Linked DNA regions of Mus musculus: region 2 is linked to region 1. Evidence: chromatin loops called from intact Hi-C (ENCODE). Cell type or tissue: heart. All regions are shown on one strand. Each heading gives the region's core, and the rest is flanking DNA. Links, peaks and the distances in the headings are about the cores only.

The links. A loop is a pair of places that touch in the nucleus more often than their neighbours do. Peaks named below come from ENCODE experiments on the same cell type or tissue, not always from the same donor. Only the 100,000 strongest peaks of a DNase experiment are listed, where the experiment ranks them.
Region 2: a loop joins it to region 1, with 1.8 times the contacts of the local background. A loop is called at or near these places in 2 of 42 quality-filtered maps.

The regions. Positions count from the first base shown.
Region 1 is chr8:94,489,045-94,497,372 of GRCm38, reverse strand. It overlaps Nlrc5 (NLR family, CARD domain containing 5), which reads right to left. Exons shown (of 49, transcript NM_001033207.3): 15 at 7,792-7,860; 16 at 6,951-7,043; 17 at 6,465-6,548; 18 at 5,803-5,892; 19 at 4,998-5,042; 20 at 4,255-4,332; 21 at 3,020-3,103. Among named protein-coding and RNA genes, the nearest start is that of Mir7072, 12 kb to the left of the region's middle. In heart, for the core only: CTCF peaks have their summits at 4,761 (motif pointing right) and 5,236 (motif pointing left); DNase peaks (open chromatin) are centred at 4,782 and 5,162; H3K4me3 peaks cover 520 bases; H3K27me3 peaks cover 2,462 bases.
Region 2 is chr8:94,429,744-94,438,071 of GRCm38, reverse strand. It overlaps 9330175E14Rik (RIKEN cDNA 9330175E14 gene), which reads left to right and starts at 2,969. Exons shown (of 3, transcript NR_015514.2): 1 at 2,969-3,236; 2 at 3,596-3,845; 3 at 3,926-4,945. It also overlaps a transcript of Nlrc5 not described here. In heart, for the core only: a CTCF peak has its summit at 3,681; a DNase peak (open chromatin) is centred at 3,721; H3K4me3 peaks cover 886 bases; H3K27ac peaks cover 371 bases; H3K27me3 peaks cover 3,748 bases.

The DNA of each region.
Region 1 (8,328 bases), core at 304-8,303:
GTCCTAACATCTGCCCTTGGGCCACTGTGTGTCCTGAATATCTAGAGAATCACATTCAACCTCCACTGAGGGTCTGGAGGCACTTCCTGTCCCCACTTCCTGTCCTGTTCCTTTGGGCTGGGGTTCTCTCCTGCCTTCACTCCCTCTGCCCTCTGCTCTTTCTCCTCTATCCCTTTCCCTTTGTGCCTTAAGAGCCTGCTGGCCTCAGTCCTGCTCTACTCATTGGTTGGCTGGGAGGAGGGGGTAGGTAAGGGATAGAGGGGCTCAGACTAGCTCTTTCTGTCCCCACCTGGCCAGGACTCAGGGCAGTGTCTTGAGTGGGATCTTTCACTGAGGGTCTTTTCACAGCACCTTCCCATGTTCCCCACGTCCCTAGCCCACAATACTATGGCCTCTGGGTCTACACAGATTTTTTTAAAGCAATGGTCATATGACCCATTTTGACTTATTACAGGTCCCCAGTAGGTAGAATGAGAAGTGGGTAAGCAGCAGGGAACTGACCACCTTTTCTGACCTCCAAGCAAGTCCCAGGACACCCAATCAATGCTGGGGGGGAGGGGACCCTGAGATATGGCTTGTGCGCAAAACCCCCAGCTCTGCCTGTCTTTCTTATGGATTCTAGGCAGTGCCTGCAGCCCCAAACCCTGTGCGCACCCTACAGCCTCCTATTCAGTGGGTGCCTAACAGGTAGACAATGCTGGAGTGCTTTGGGTAGCATTGCTGTGACAACACAGGAGAGCCTAGTGTAGCCGTCTGCACATATCTAGATGGGCTTGCAGTGCTCTGCTGAAGATGGCCAAGGTGCGAAAGCCCGGAAAAGCAAGCCCTCTGCAGAAACACCTCAGGCACGGCCACCGAATACTGAATGATGCTCTGGATAATTTTAGGACTTTATTGTTAATATCTGAGGTTCGATAATATTTTTGTGGTTACATTAAGAATAAAAACGCAGGGAATGGTGGGGCATGCCTTTAATTCTAGCTCTTGAGAGGCAGAGGTAGGTGGATCTTTGTGATTTCAAGGCCAGCCTGGTCTACAAAGGAAGTTCCAAGCCAGCCAGAGCTACACAGTAAGATTTTGTCTTTAAAAAAATTTAGATCAATAAACATAAGAGTATTTAAAACTTTCCATACTAAAAATATTTACAAGTAAAATTGTAAAGTATCGAGCCATAGCTATACAGAAAAACCCTGTCTTGAAAAACCAAAAAAAAAAAAAAAAAAAGAAAAAAATTGTAAAATATCTGGAAACAACTTTAAAATAATTATGTGTGCATGTGTTTGTACATGAGTACATACTGTGTGTGCACATGAAATTTTCTGTTTTCTTTTTTTTAGACAGAGTGTGGATGTGTAATCCTAACTGGTCTAGAACCAACTATGTGGCCCAGATGGGCCTCAGGGGGCTTCTCCACTGTAATGCCTTAACAAACACACAGTGTAGCAGATGCTGACTCTCTGTAACTTTTTTGAAACATTGTCTAAACTTATTCTAAAGGAATTTGTTTAAAAGAATCAGTTGGGGAGGGTGACATCTGAGATGCTCCCTGGGACCTATGTGGTGACCTGCGAGAACCGATAACCATGAACTCCACTGAGTTCCACTGAGTTCCGAGAGTAAGCACCACAGCTCGCACACCCTCGTATGTACACAAAATAAATAGAATAAGCTGTAAAAAGAAACAGTGAACTGAGGACTGGTGAGATGGCTCCAAGGGCAAAGATACTTGCTCGCTGCCAAGCCTGACAACTTGAATTCAATCCCTGGGATATGACTCGTGAAACTTCTCCTCTGACCTCTGAACACACACTGCACGTGTGGGTACAACACACCCCCTCCCATCCCCAAACAATAAGTGAATAAATGTAATAAAATGCTTTTAATGAATTGGACTCACACGACCTGACCCTGAGAGAAAACCACACTGTCACTGAATAGTAATTAGCTGCAGGGAGATCTCCCATGGCTGGATTCAATCCTTTCAGACGATGCAAACCCCTCTTTCTGGGTGTGTTTTGTACGGAGAAGTGCATAGGAAACACACCTGAGGTCTACACGGATTAGCTTGTCCAATGGTCTGGAATTGATTTGAGGTGGAGCCAGAAGTCAGGGCATGAGGTTGCTACAACCTGGGAAAGCAGGTTTGATGCAGGTGAGACTATAGGCTCACTAATCGGAAAATCCAAAATCCAAAGTCTGTAATAGTTTGAGCGCTGATGTCACACTGCAAGTGGAAAATTCCAGTCCTGACAGGTCCCAGCCCTAAGTGCAGCAGGTCCATTATAGAAACGGGATATTGCTTTCAGAGGGCTTACACGAAACGAGTGAATGTTGTGTTTAGACCCGGTTCCCTTTCCCAAAGTATCCCATTCTGCATATGCAAACATTCCAAAATCTGAAGAAAATTTAAAACCCTTCCAGTCCTGAGTATCTTGGATAAGAACTACACAACCAGAAAGTAAAAACATAGTATACAATGAGCGAGAGGAGGACAAGACTGTGACAAATGACACCATGATTCGGTGAGAGGACGGGTTTGCTTAGCGAGGGGCTCCAGCCTACAGTTTTTAAAAAGGTTATTCTTGTATAAGAATCTTAACACTGACTCCCAAGGAAAGGCTCAATGTCTTGTTCACAGAAGTAGAAACTGAAGTACAAGGACTCAGCCAGCTTCCATGTGGCTGAGAGAACTCCTGGTTATGGTCAAGGGCCTGGTTGTTCTGAAGTGTGAGGTATTTCAGGGACAAGGGGTTCAAAGGTGATGAGATTAGCCATAGAGGCAGGATGAAGGAGAGACTTGTGTGGGGCTCTGAGACAGAACTCCATGTGGTCCAGTACTTGAGGCTCCTGGGAGAGGGCCTGACCACTGATGGGTCTCATAACTGGCAGAGTAGGGCTGATTGGTCTGGTGGAAGAAGGCCGTCAAAGATTTATCAAGTCTCCCCTATAAGCCCTCACCCAGTTTTCTGCACAGCCACCCAGCCACCCTGTGCACTCCGGGTTTTGTCTTATTACTTACTGGACTTCCAGAGGCCCTGGGCTCTTCTCCAGAGTGGCACAGAGGAAGGTAAGGCTCGTGGGTTCCAACTGACACTCTTGAAGGCTGAGAGAGGGAAGAGGATGGGGCTTCAGAGAGGACCCTTCTTCTATCAGACACCCTCCCCAGAACTGCAGGCCTCAGGTGCCTCTCCTATGCCCCGCAGAGCACACTCCCCTTCCCAACTCTCCTGTGACCAGCCATCACGATATCTACATCAAAGCTGCTCCACGTGGTGACTCCTCTCTGTCCACCACCTCTGCCGGAGCCCAGGCCTCATCTTCACTCACCTGGATTCCTTATCACCTCTGACTTCCACTCTCGATGTCACAATCCATCACCACCCTCTGAGGGTCTCACCTTTTTTTTAATTTGTAAAATGTGTTTTGCCTGCATGCATACACATGCACCAAGTGCATGCCTGCTGCCCACGGAAGACGGTGTCAGACCCCCTGTTATTGGAGGTAGGGATGGTTGTGACCTGCTGTGTGAATACTGGGAACCGAACCCAAGTCCTCTGCAAGAGCAGTGAGTGCTCTTAACTGCTGGATCCTTTCTCCAGTTCGTGTTTGATCTTTCAACACTGAGAATCTAATGGGGCCTCCCCACTGCTCAAAATCCACTGCTTAAAGCCCTCAGTGGTTCCTTAGTACCCTTAAGTAAAAACTGAACACCCCGCCCAAGCTCTGCTGCTATGTGCTCTAGCTACACTGCAATGCTTCCAGACGTGCCCTCATCCTGGCCTTTGTTCATGTTGCCTCTCCTGCCTGGGGCATGACAAGTTCCCTCTGAATAGCTCTGTTGGCACCAGCTTAGGCATCTCTTACTTAGGCAGCTCTGATGGGAGAATGCCAGGTCTCAGGAAGGTCTTCTAGCCCCTTGTGGCCTAGTTGGGAAATCCCCTAGATCCCCTTGTGGCCAGACTTTTCTGGAGTATGACATAAACCCCTTTCTAGAAATGAAAGTCTCAAAAGCAGACAGAGAGAGAGTCAGGGTGGGGGAGAGTGGGTTTCCAGTGTGTTTCAGAGATATGACAATCTTCTCTTAGGAGAGTGTCAGGCCTTAGCTCCACTGAGGTGATCCAAAGGGCCCAGCAACCCCCAGAGCTAGGTCCCCTGTCCTTTTCTTTTCCCATCTCTCAAACTCTTTTAATTTATAACCCCGAGCTCCTGGCTCTGCCCAATCCCTGACCCCTAAAGAAAAGTGGGAAACAGTACCAGAAGCTCCGGGAGGTGTACCGCTGACTCAGCTCCAGTACCTGGACTCCAGTCTGGAATTTTGGTTCTAGTGCATCCCTTGGAGGGGGAAAAGCATAGCAAAAAGAAAGCTTGAGCCACACCTGGGGGGCTCCCACGCCCTCAGGACTTCCACACCTGGAAGGGATCTGGAGATTTGATTCCAGCCAGGCCCCTCATTGTTCAGGTGGAGGAACTGAGATCCATGAAAGGGAAGCTGGGGCGAGGAAAATCAACAATTCACACCCGTCCAGGGCAGCCCCCAACCAGGTGAGTGGAGACAGAATGGAGTGCCTCCCCTGCCACCACTTTGTCAAAACCGTATTTCTGTCTCCCTGATCCACAATTCTTTTGCCCTGAGATCCCGCAGAGACCCTAAGCTAGGGAACCAAGAGCACCTAAGCCAGGGGCTAGCCTGGCTTCTGATCGCCTGCGTTAGCTGTGGTGAAGTCACTGCCCAGCTGTGTGGACAGCCTCCAGGGTTCGGGCCATGACGCCTGTTGCCACCAGGGGGCAGCTGGAAGAGCCTGTGAAGTGCTAAATTGGAGTTAGCCTGGTTTTGCAGGGGCTTGCTGACTAGTTAGCCAAGCTGCCCCAGAGACCTCGCCAGACCTGGCGGTCATTCTTGGGCACCAAAATGTCTGTCAGGGTGGAGATTGTGCATCCACAAGAAGCAGGAATCAGAGCTACAGGCTAGCTCGACTGCCCAAATCTCCTCTCCTCACCTGCTGGTCCCAGCTCCTCGAAGGAAGATGCAGTCACTCTCAAGGCTAAAAGCGAAGAGGAGGAAGCTGGTTGAGAAGAGGCCAAGGGTCCCCTCCCGAGAAGGGCTTAAGGGACCAGGAGATAGCCTGCCACCCAGGGACTATAGTAACAATGGATCAATCGACAGCCACGGTTAGTCTTGGTTGCAGGGCTCTTGGCCTATTATTTCAGCGCCCTCTCGTGGTAAAGCAGGAGAGAAGGCAGGCTTCCATGCTCTATCCAAATAAGGACATAAGAACCCTAACGTTAAGGACCAGCATTGGCCACCTGCCACCACACCTCTATTCTTAGGATTCTCAGGGAAGGAGGAGAAAGGCAGAGGGTTTTTACAGGCTTTTTATATGGGGGAGATCCAGGGCTGTGGGTTGGCTGGTGCCTTCCCCTCCAGCTTCATAAACTCTGGAGATGCCAGTTAAGCCAGTCCCTGAGCCCCGAAGGCCACCAGCCAGCCCCTAGTTTGCTCAGGAGTATCTAAGGACAACCTGGAGGGTAAGGGAGAGTGGAAAGATGTTTGTCCCAAGGAGAGTTTGGAGAAATTTGATTGTTCCTGGTACCATGGAGCCACAAACTTTACTGATTCATTCATTCATTCGTTCGTTTGTCCATTCGTTCATTCATTTATTTCATTCACTAATCCTAGCACACCTTCACTGCACCTGGTATCATCTAAGATCCTGAGGATGACCCCAAATGACCTGTAAAAATGAGGCCTCAGCAGGGGCTTATGAGAGGAGGGAGAGGGTGGGGGACAGGGCAGCCACTCACCTGACATCTAAGTGGAACACCCACTGCAGGGAAGACAGACACTGGACCAAGCTAAAGACAGCATCCATGGACAAGCCATTCCTGCTGAGGCTGAGGATCACACAGTGACAGTGGTGAAGGACTCAGACACGCTCTCTGAATTTCAGAGCACAGGGCCAGTGATGGGAGTGTCTCTGGCCGCAGATGGCAGACCCCAGTGAACCCCCAGGTGACCATCACAACCCTCCCCCCCAACTTCACTGCACAGCTGTGGAGATGAGCTAGGCAGGTAGGAACTTGCTCAAGGTGACAACTGGAGCCCAGAGCGCCCTCTGAACTCTATTTTGCCGCCTGATAAGGGAATGGCGGGACTCAGGGTAAATTAAAAATGGGAGGAGACTCCTTAACAGGAGCGGGAGGAAAGCTATCTCTTCTCCAAGGAGACACAAAGGAGCTGCTTGGAGAAGGCCTGAAGCAAACGGCGGGGCCCTGAGTTCTTTGAAGTAAGTCAGTGTTTAGTCAAGCCAGGGGGAGGCCTTGTTGAACACTTGCCTGTGTGTTGCTGTGGGAAGAGGGCTCATACGCACTTTCTGGTTACATCTTTACTGTATCCAGAAGAAGACCCGAACAACCCCTCTCACTGGTGGGAACCCAGAGGCCTTGGGGGGTGGTTAGTTGCTTACTTCAAGGACTTCAGGGGACCCAGTCCTGGGAGCAGCTCGGTTAGCAGGATCACTCCTTTGCCCCCCAAAGAGTTGTCTGATAGGCTGGAAAGGAAGAAGCAAAGGTTAGTGGAGGATGTAGGTTCTGCTTTGGCAGCAGTGTGGTCACCTGGTTCCTGGGACCAGGAACCCAATCTAAGCACTACGTCACAACTCTGCACTTCACACACGGGACACTTCCATCCCCCTACCCCCACCATTCTTTCTAAGATTTGTGGTCTTCTGGGAGCCAGACATGGCTGCAAAGGGCACCAGTGTGAGATGTATATTTGGAAAGAAAGTCACTGTCCCTCCCCCCTCGCCCCCCAGGTCTCTGAAGGGTCTCTGATGTCAATGAGAAAGAAATCTGGGGATCAGACTCTTCAAAAGAAAACAGGACACCTGCATTCTATCACCAAGCAACACTCTACTGTCCCCACCGCTGCCTTTCTGGAATCAAATACTCACTCAAGATGATCCAGGTTGTGGGTCTGGCAGCTGGCTCTCAGTGCCTCACAGAGCGTCTCTGTGTGCTTGGCCAGGAAGCCACAGTGTGTCAGCCTGCAAGGGGCAAGACCCACACAGCTCTGCAGTGCCCACCAGACACTGTATCCAGAGGAAAGCTGCCCCTAGTGGGCAGAAGGGTGGGATTGTGGTACATGGCATTGAGAAAGGCAGGAGGACTAACACACAGCATGCCCCAAATAGCAGAGAGGCATAGGGCTGGGGTTGGAGAGAGAGAGAGACAGAAATAAACAAGAGAGCAACAGAGACAGACAGGTTGAAATAGAGACAGAGACAGGTAGAGATTGCATCAGGGGTAGTTAGAGATAGACATAGGCAGAGACAAAGAGACACAGAGTGACAGTGGCAGAGACAGATAGGGACAAAAAGCAAAGACAGAGGAGAGATAAGAATGAGGACCTTGGAGAAAGAAACAAACTGTGAATGAGATAGGCAAGGAGAGAGACAGACAGACCAACCGACCGACAGACAGGCAGGCAGGCAGGCAAAAAGAAGGTGATGTTGATGGGAAGATGCAGAGCTGAGGGGAGCCCAGGCTGATGCCCAGAACTGGGGATCAGAGGCTCATGGCTCCCCTTTTCTCAGTTCAGAGTCTCTCCAGCCCAGGGTGCAGGGTACAGGATAGGGCTGCCTAGACAGTAGGAGGAGACGGAGGGATGGGCTATGCAGGAAACAAGAAGTTGACAGCCATAACTCCTTGACATGGCAGGTTGTGGTGTCTTCTGGGGAGCCTTTGAGACAGGCTTAAGGCTTGGGGACAAGGAAGGGAATATTGCCATTGTACCTGATCCTTCGAGATCTCTGGGACAACTCGGAGGTCACAGGAGACACGAAGCTGATAAGTGGTGCCCTCCTGGAGGAACACATAGCAAGGCCAGACTCAACACATCTTGCCTCTGGTTCCAGGGTCCATTGCCAAACTCACTGTCAACCTTTCAGTCTCGGTGCTTAGCCAGGGTCGTGAGACTTTAGTCTGGCATGTGACTGGGGCTAGCCTCTCTCTGGGACTAGTTTGGCACATGTGAGTTGTCTCAGTCTAGTGCTAGCTAGCTGTACACTTACATTGAGTAAGTGCTCAATTCACCTTGGTTATGGTCACCATTAATATCATTGTCATTATCACCACAGGGGATGGTAGAGATGACAGATCCCCTCCCACCAACCTTCAGAGTTCAGACCCTATGCAATATGCAATAGCCTGTGATTAGACACACAAGACACAGAGCTAAGCCTCTGGCCATGTGCTGCAAGTCCCTCAAAGGAGGGAAACATATACCCCTTTGCCAAAGGAAGGTAGGAGTTCTGGCCATATCAGAACGCC
Region 2 (8,328 bases), core at 89-8,088, 59 kb after region 1:
ATACATAAAATACATATATTAATTTTTACATCTAATATATACTGTATGTATGTATATATACATATAATATATATATGGTCAAAGTACAGAATATACTTGCATAAGTAGGTTTTTCTACACACAGAGAATATACAACCATAAAGAGGGCTGAAGACATGGTTCAGTGGAAAAGCGCTCACTAGGTATGCCCAAGGCCCTGTGTTTGATCTCCAGCACCAAAATAATAAATATAGAGAGAAAAATAAAAGATTATTTATTGCATTAAATAAAAAAAAACCTGTCCACACTCTATGCAGTACACTCTCATCATGAGAGAGAGAATACACATGTGTGTGCATGTATATGGTCATGGAAGCACATATGTACGTCTGTATATTTGTATGTGTATGATCTAAAGTCTATTTAGCTGAGGCTGATTGTGTAGGGGAAAACACTGGATACTCTTGTCTGTAAAGTCTGAGAGAGACACTGGAATAAGATACAGAAACCCAATCACACTGCTTGTTCTTGCTTGTCTTCACAGATAGCATCTGAGTGACTGGATTTTTTACTCTATAGATGTATTTGTTACTTAATTAAGTAATTGATTAAAAAAAATGCTGGAGACAGGGTCTCAGTACCTAGGTTCTGAGACCAACTATGTTCCAACTCTCATCGCCTCAACCACCTATATATACTGGGTATATGGCACCACACCTGAGCTTTGGTTTTATTTTAGCATCATACATATTATTTAGTTTAACAAGTGACTTTTTAAAAAACATATCTGAGTTCATTAAAATATGGTAACAAACACATGGAAAAACCTAGTGCTAGAGGGTCTCTGCATATCAGCTTCTTGTAATTACCCTTCAACAAGAGTCATGGGTGAGTCAGTCAGAGGGTGGCCAGTGCCTCTCTGAGTTAGAGTTAGGAGGAGCACCATATGAGGTCATCAGGAAGATCGAGCAATCTGGAGCAATGGGTGTGTCTATGCTATGATTTGAGGCAGTGACAGAGAAAGGGAAGAATCCGAAGTCACAGGTGACCAGAATCACAAAGCCTGCTACCCACATCTCCGAGATCCACAGAATGGAAGACTCAAGGCTCTCCTAAAGAAAAGAATGGGGGTCATGCTGCCTCTACCCACTTTCAGGGACCCAGAAACAGGAGTTTGTTTGTTTTGTTTTTGGGTTGTTTTTTTTTTTTTTTTTTTTTTTGGTTTTTTCGAGACAGAGTTTCTCTGTGTAGCCCTGGTTGTCCTGGAACTCACTCTGTTGATCAGGCTGGCCTCGAACTCCCAAATCCACCTGCCTCTGCCTCCCAAGTGCTAGCATTAAAGGCTATCAACTACACTCACAGAAACATATTTGGTGAAGAGAGACGATGCTTTGCATCCTGAGAACACCTACAAAGAGGTTTTTGCTTGTCTTCTGTAGTAAGGATAGAACCCAGAATCTTCTGAAGCTAGGCAGATCTCTTGCCCTCTCAGCCGTGCCTTCCCCCAACACTTAAGTGTTTGCATCTCTTTTGCCACAATTCTCTGCTGGTGGTAGAGGAGAGATGCTGGGATGATGTATCAGATGTGGTTAAAAAAACAAAAGTTCCATCAAGCGCTGGCAGAAATGGCTTTTTATTTTTTTATTCTCTGCAGTCTGCATCCTCTGAGGATGCTAGTAAAGGGGCCTTCCTCTTTCCGATTGGGACACTTTGGTTGCTGGGATTTTTGTCTTTCAGCTTGTAGTTGCAGTCTCTGCCTCCCCAAGATGGCCGCCTTCCTGAGGTATCTATGTGGATATGCTGATCGCCTCTATTAGTGGGCAGAAGTCTTACTGGGCCCACCCTACAACCTCATCTTAAGTGTCTGCAGTCACCCTGTGTCCAAATAAGGTCACGTTCAGAGGCAGTGGGGATGTCTTCTTTACCCAACACACAGCACAAAATATGGGAGAAGAGAATCTACAGAGTTTTGTTGAACTCTTTCTAGAGGGAAGAGAGAAAGAGAGAGAGAGAGAGAGAGAGAGAGAGAGAGAGAGAGAGAGAGAGAGAGAGAGAGAGCACATAGACATTGACCAGGTACTGCTATCCTCGGGCTGGTCCGGGAACAGGTCTAGGCAGACTTTCCCAACCAAGTGCTTACTAGGCCTAAGCATACTTAGCTTCTGAGATCAGGCCAACCTGTGCTTTCTGGGCAGACCGGACTAAGCAGACTAAGGCACTAAGGCGTTCCCTTAGCTTCGGCATTTGTCCCATCAGGACCCCAGGCTCCTCACACTTGTGGCCGAGGCATTGTTTCTATTTCGTCTCACTCGATTCAGGAGATAAATTTTGAACATAATGTCTGTACTATAGATGGGGAACCAACCTTCCAAGATCTGAAATCGTAACTCATGGTCATGATGCACAGTATTGAGAGCACCCAGAGGTCCTATTCCAAGACAGATGGGCGCTGGTCCTGGAGGCAGGGCAGGCAAGGCATAATTGCTGGTGCTGGTCTGTGGACAGTACACCATGAGGGGCCTTATGAACTTCCAGTCACTCCCGCCCACTCTGTTCTCTGGTGGGAGCTCAGGCCTGGTGCCTTATTTTTGTGGCGCCGGGGACTCAAACCAGGGTCTGCCCTGTCTCTGAGCTACATCCCAGAGGGAACCTGGCAGGTTTCCGGGTTTCCTTTCTTTGCAAGAAAGCGATTCAGGAAGAGAAAGCTGCAGGTATGGCTCAGCTACACCCACCTTTGGTCATTTTCTAGCCTTTTCCCCCAATCATGAAGGTCAATTTTCAAAATACCTTTTCTGTATGAAGCCCCTCCCGCCCTTTTCAGAAGAATCCTGACAATATATACCAATAGTACTGAAGACCCAGAATTCTCCAGGAACCTCCCAGAGCTCCCAGCTCAGCTTTTCTGAGTGGAAAAAAAATGGTTTAAACCCCACGTGGCATTGTGGTAGGCCAGGGACAAAAGGCTGCCCAGGCTTACCCTTGTGACTGGAAAGTTTCAATGATCATTAGAAATACAGGTGATGGACATTCAAGAAACATCGTTCTCTTTTAAAACACAATATTCTGTTTTGTTTTTGTTTTTGTTTTTAAAGATCCCTGTCTTTTTGTACATTCCTTAATATCTAGTATTTGTTCCAACACAATGTTGGTAGCCAGAAGCCACCGACCTGAGGTTGGCAACTCTTAGAGAACGCAGCTTTCCTCTATAGAACAGCAAGTTGCTACGGTTCAGCCAAATTCTATCTGTCTAATAAAAGGTGGGGTTTTGTTTGTTTGTTTGTTTGTTTTGTTGTTTTGGCTGAAAATTCAGAATTATATGTAGCAAACAGGGCGGCTTCTGGATTATTATTAAAGCAAAGGCATTGAAAAGAAAAAAAAAAAAACAAGAAGAAAGTATGGTTGGGGGTGGGGGATGACAAGTGTGGCAGGCACCAGGAGAGGGGGCGCACAGACATACAAAGTTTTTTCCCAAACTGAGCCACTCCCTCCAATTTCTGTGGTCCCCAAATTACAGTGTCCGACTGCATTTTGCTAAGCCACCAGTACCCCAACCCACCCGGGCCCCTCAGTCCGTTTGTCTATCCACCTAGCCCCTGACACCCCCTCCTCTCTCTAGGCACAGATCTCCCTCCGCGCCCCGGCTTGGGCAGGTAACTCACCAGTTCAGCTCCCTCTCCACCGCGCTCTGTGGAAACTGAAAGTGGCCACTGAGCGGGCGCTGTTCGCTAGTTCATAGACTCTACTGCCGCTGCCGAGAAATCACGTGGATTCAAAGTGCCAGCCCCAGGGCGCGCGAGTAGCGTGCCCGGAACCCGCCGCGGCTTGGAGATCGCAGCGGGACATGCCTCTCTGACTACTGAGACTGGGTAAGGTGGGCATCTGCCAGGAAGTGGGTGGGGCCAGAGCGCAGCAGGACCCGCACAACCCTTCTTTCTACACTTCCCAGAGACGATGTAGGATGAAGGCAGGAGGAGCCACTGAGCAAAACTTCGTGGAGTTGGGTCCAGGGTCCAGTGGCGACAGCGGCTCATCACCTGAGACCTGACCTGGACAAGCGCGGCCTCCAGGTGTGTCTCTGCTGGTCCCTGGGTGCAAGGGTTGCCTAGGCTACAGAAGAAAGCTTGGTGCAGGGATAAGGGATGGAAAGAGGTGGGCGGTAAGAAAAGGACTACAGGGCCAGCGTCAGCCCTGGAAAGTTCCTGTCTCTGTTCCAAGTTCTACAACCTGCCCTGCCTCTTGTCTTTGTCCCAGAACAGGAGGCCAGGCTCCTCCTGAGGATGGTTTCTGTGACATCCCACAGTGAAGCAACTTTCCCAGAATGCTCTGGGGGAGGAATGGGGAGACAGTGCATTAGCACTGTAGGGCAGGGTCATCAGCACACCCATGACCCCCAAACCTCAGGCTCAAGTCCTCCTCTTAAGTGCTGGCTACATCACCTTAGGCCAGTGGTTCTCAGCCTTCCTAATGCTGGGACCCTTTAATACTGCAGCCTCACGCTGTGCTGACCCCCAACCATAACATTATTCTCGTTGCTACTTCATAGCTGTAATTTTGCTACTGTTACGAATCATAATGAAATCATTTGACTTGGCAGAGGTTGGGTCCCCCAGATTGAGAAACACTGCCCTAGACAAAAGTCTTGACTCTGAGTTTCAGTTCTGTCATCTGTCCTGAGGACCAGAGAAGGAGCACCTTCCAATTCCTTCAGAAGAAGTTAGAGCAGATGTGCTGTGTGCCCAAAACTCTTAAGAAATCCTTCTACGTTAGTCCCCTTCTTTGGATCTCAAATTCCTGTGACCTTCTAACCTCCTCCCTCCCGGGACCGAGCCGGAAATCTAGAAAGTTCTTGACAGGCAAGAGTGTGTGTGGGGGGGAGTCATTATTATTTTGACTGATTACTTATGTGTGACTCTTAGCTTTCCCAACCTTACCTGGCTCGCCTCTTACAAATAGATGCCTTGTTTTTAGCCAGCCTCCGTTTCCTATTGTCACATGGTGGAGTCCCAGCCTGTGGTACATGGTGGGCTGTCATCTGTTAGTGTGAGAAGAGTTACAGCCCAACAGTAAGGCTCACCCCATATTCTCCCAACCATTATGTGTTGCTGGACCTACATCCTTCCCTGCTGACAGAGGGCTTTCAGTGGACACAGACAAGTAGCCACCACCCAGAAAGACAAGCACGGGCCATATTTAGATGTACTTAAACCCACACAGCCCCATGAAGGATCCAGGCAGAGGTTAACATCTCATTAGATGTCTCATCCAGAGATGTCAAGGTCACACAATAATGGCAATGAGAAACACCGGATCGGAAACCCAGTTCCATGCCTGTTGTGGAAACAGGCCTGCCAATAAGGGTTCTGAGAGAACCATTTCCCCAGAGTTACCCTGTGTTCGGTCTGTGTTATGAAGGTATCCTATGAGCTCAGATGCTGCCATCTTCATGAGACTAGGACATTAGACCCTCTCCTGAGTTTCTGGCCACTCCTCCCAGTCACTTGTGTGCAATTCTGCCCTAATTGCATGAGGCCTCTAGACAGGGCAAGAGTATATAGGCTGGGGAGAACTAGAGGGGAAGGCTCCACCTATACAGCTCTGGGGAAGCCATCAAGCCATCGTCCATGCTGGGTGGAGACTTTCCAGTGTAGCTGCTTTGGGGTCACTGTGCTCTGTAAGTAAGAAAGTACAATAAACTCACTGGTTCCCCGGGGAGAACTGTGGTGAAACGGACTTTTGGGTTGTAATTAGGAGGGGAAGATAGATGCTGTTCACATCTCCCCAGGGAAAGACTTTTCATAGCAGCTCAACCAATGGCTTGAAAACCATGAATACCAGGTTCCCTTGGCTAAAGTACATAGGGTTCTTCTTTGGTGGCTTGCATGATTATCCACTTTGGAGAGCTGGGTCCCTGTGTGTGAGAACTGGCCCAAAGTGCCAGAAGATTGAAGAAGGGTGAACAGACGGAGACCTGGACAGAGTACACTTCACTGGGAACTTACTGCAAGTGTTACAGCTCTGAAGAAAAAGCCTTCCCCAATGGAACAGCTCTGCTCTGAGGGGGAACATTTCCCCAGTGCAACTGTTGCTGCTCTTAAGGCTAAGATATTCCTTGGCAGTTAGGTTTGTGTAACAAACCTCATGCAAGAGGGTATCTGCTATTGCTCAGGTAAGCAGCAACAATACAGGGAACTGAACAGGAGACCTCTTTGTGTGTGTATGTGTGTGTGTGTGTGTGTGTGTGTGTGTGTGTCCACAGGAGATTTCCAAGGCATGGATTGGTGAGATTTCAAGTCAAGCTCAGGGATTGGTGGGATTTCAAGACAAGCTCAGGGATTGGTGGGATTTCAAGATCAGGGATTGGCGGGTTTTGATAGGTTTTCAAACCTGGAAGTGGGCTCGAACCTTTAACCTTACACTTACAGATGGAAATATTAGGTGACTGTAAGACAAGTGGATCCCCACACCCCAAGGAGGTAGAAAGGGTCCTTCATTTGGGAAAAAAAGTCCCCTTTACCTAAGGCCTAATAAACCAGCAGCCTACAGACCAGCAGCCTACGGACCAGAGATGAGAAGATGTACTGCTCAGAGCCCTGGCTGGGGGAAGCACTGTTTGCTGTCTGGAAAGAGCAGAGCCATAGCCTCCAGGCAATGGATTCTAATCAGGTTTGCCAGCATCTGACCTGGGCCAAGGTTGTCCTGGTCCTTAGAGGTTAACCCAATGCACAGCTTCTGGAATGGGGGAGGGGGGCAAAGGAATGGGGGGTGGGCGACACAGAGGAGTAGGTTTCAGAGAGGGTCTGTCTGTTCTGTTCGAACAAGCCTCTGCTCTCTGGGTTGCCATAGATCCTGTTATATGCTCTCTGGGAACCTGTAAGTGCCCCACCCCCCAACAGACCTAGAGACCTGCTCCAAAATGACAGACAAGGATACTGGGGGTGGGGGCAGTACACCTGTTTTCTATTATTGCTAAGGATGCCTTCCAAGGTCCAAGCTAGGGTATGGGGGCTGCAAGAGGACACTCTAAAGGGCTTCTCAGAATGTCCTTAGTGATGTAAGAGTTTCTGGGCATGACATAGGGGTTACCTGGGTGGCAAGCTCTCCTGCCTATGCTCTGTAGCATTAAGGGAAAGCCTTGGGATTTAGGGGCTCCTTAAGGGAGAGATCCACTGTAGCTTCTAGCCAATGTCGCTACCCTAGAGACCATTACAGAGCCTGAAATTCCTGTTGGACATCTGGGGCTGACAAACACTTTTTTTTTTAGATTTATTTTTATTTATGTATGAGTGCTTTGCCTGTTTGTATGTATGCTAAGTGCATGTCTGGTGCCCTCAGGGACAGAAGATGGCATTGGATCTCCTGGAAACTGGAGTTAGGTACAGTTATGAACCACCACGAAGGTGCTTAGAGCCAAACCTGGGTCCTCTGCAAGAGCAACAAGTGCTGTTAACTGCTGAGCCATCTCTCCAGCCCCTAAGCATTTTTTTTTCCAGGAACCTTTCAAGAACCCTCCCCACGCCCCTGGCTGCATCTAGTATCAGACTCATGCTCTGAGATCCAAGGGCAGAAGAGAACAGGGATAAGGGGAGCTCAGACCATGAAAAGGGAGCGGAGAGGGCTTGGAACTTGCTGCCTAGTCCAGCTTAATTGGTGAGATCCAGGCCAATGAGAGTCCTGGTCTCAGATGCAGTAGACAGTGAACAAGTGAGTTTATACTCTGGTCTCTACAAGCAGGCACAAAGACACATACACACCTGCACACACATGAACACAAAGATTCACAAATGCACGCACACATGCATTTGTTTGTTTGTTTGTTTGTTTGTTTGTTTGTTTGTTTTTTCAAGTCAGGGTTTCTCTATATAGCCCTGATCATCCTGGAACTCATTCCGTAAACCAGATTGGCCTCGAACTCAAAGATCTGCCTGTCTCTGCCTCCTAAGTGCTGGGATTAAAGGCATGTGCCGCCACCACCCGGCTGTACATGCATTTTTAAAAAGGTGACTTTACTTGTCTCACAGTACACATACATAATAGCCTGTTGTGGAGGCTGGAAAGTCTTATGGCATCATAAGTATGGCCTCAGAAAAGATATCATACTGCTTCAACTCCCAGTAAAGACAGGCAAGGGGGCACAGGTGGAGAGGGGGGAAGACAAGGGGTGGTCCGGCTTTATCACAGTCTGCTTTGGGAGTCACTAATCCACTCCTGATTGATCAGGAGCTCACGACCCTGAGAATCAGCTGAAAATTTATAAAAATAAAAAAAAATGCAGAAACCCCTCTTGCTTCTCAAAGGCTCTGTTTCTTAATACCGTGTGCGTTCTGAGGGCTGTGAGGACAAACCATCCCA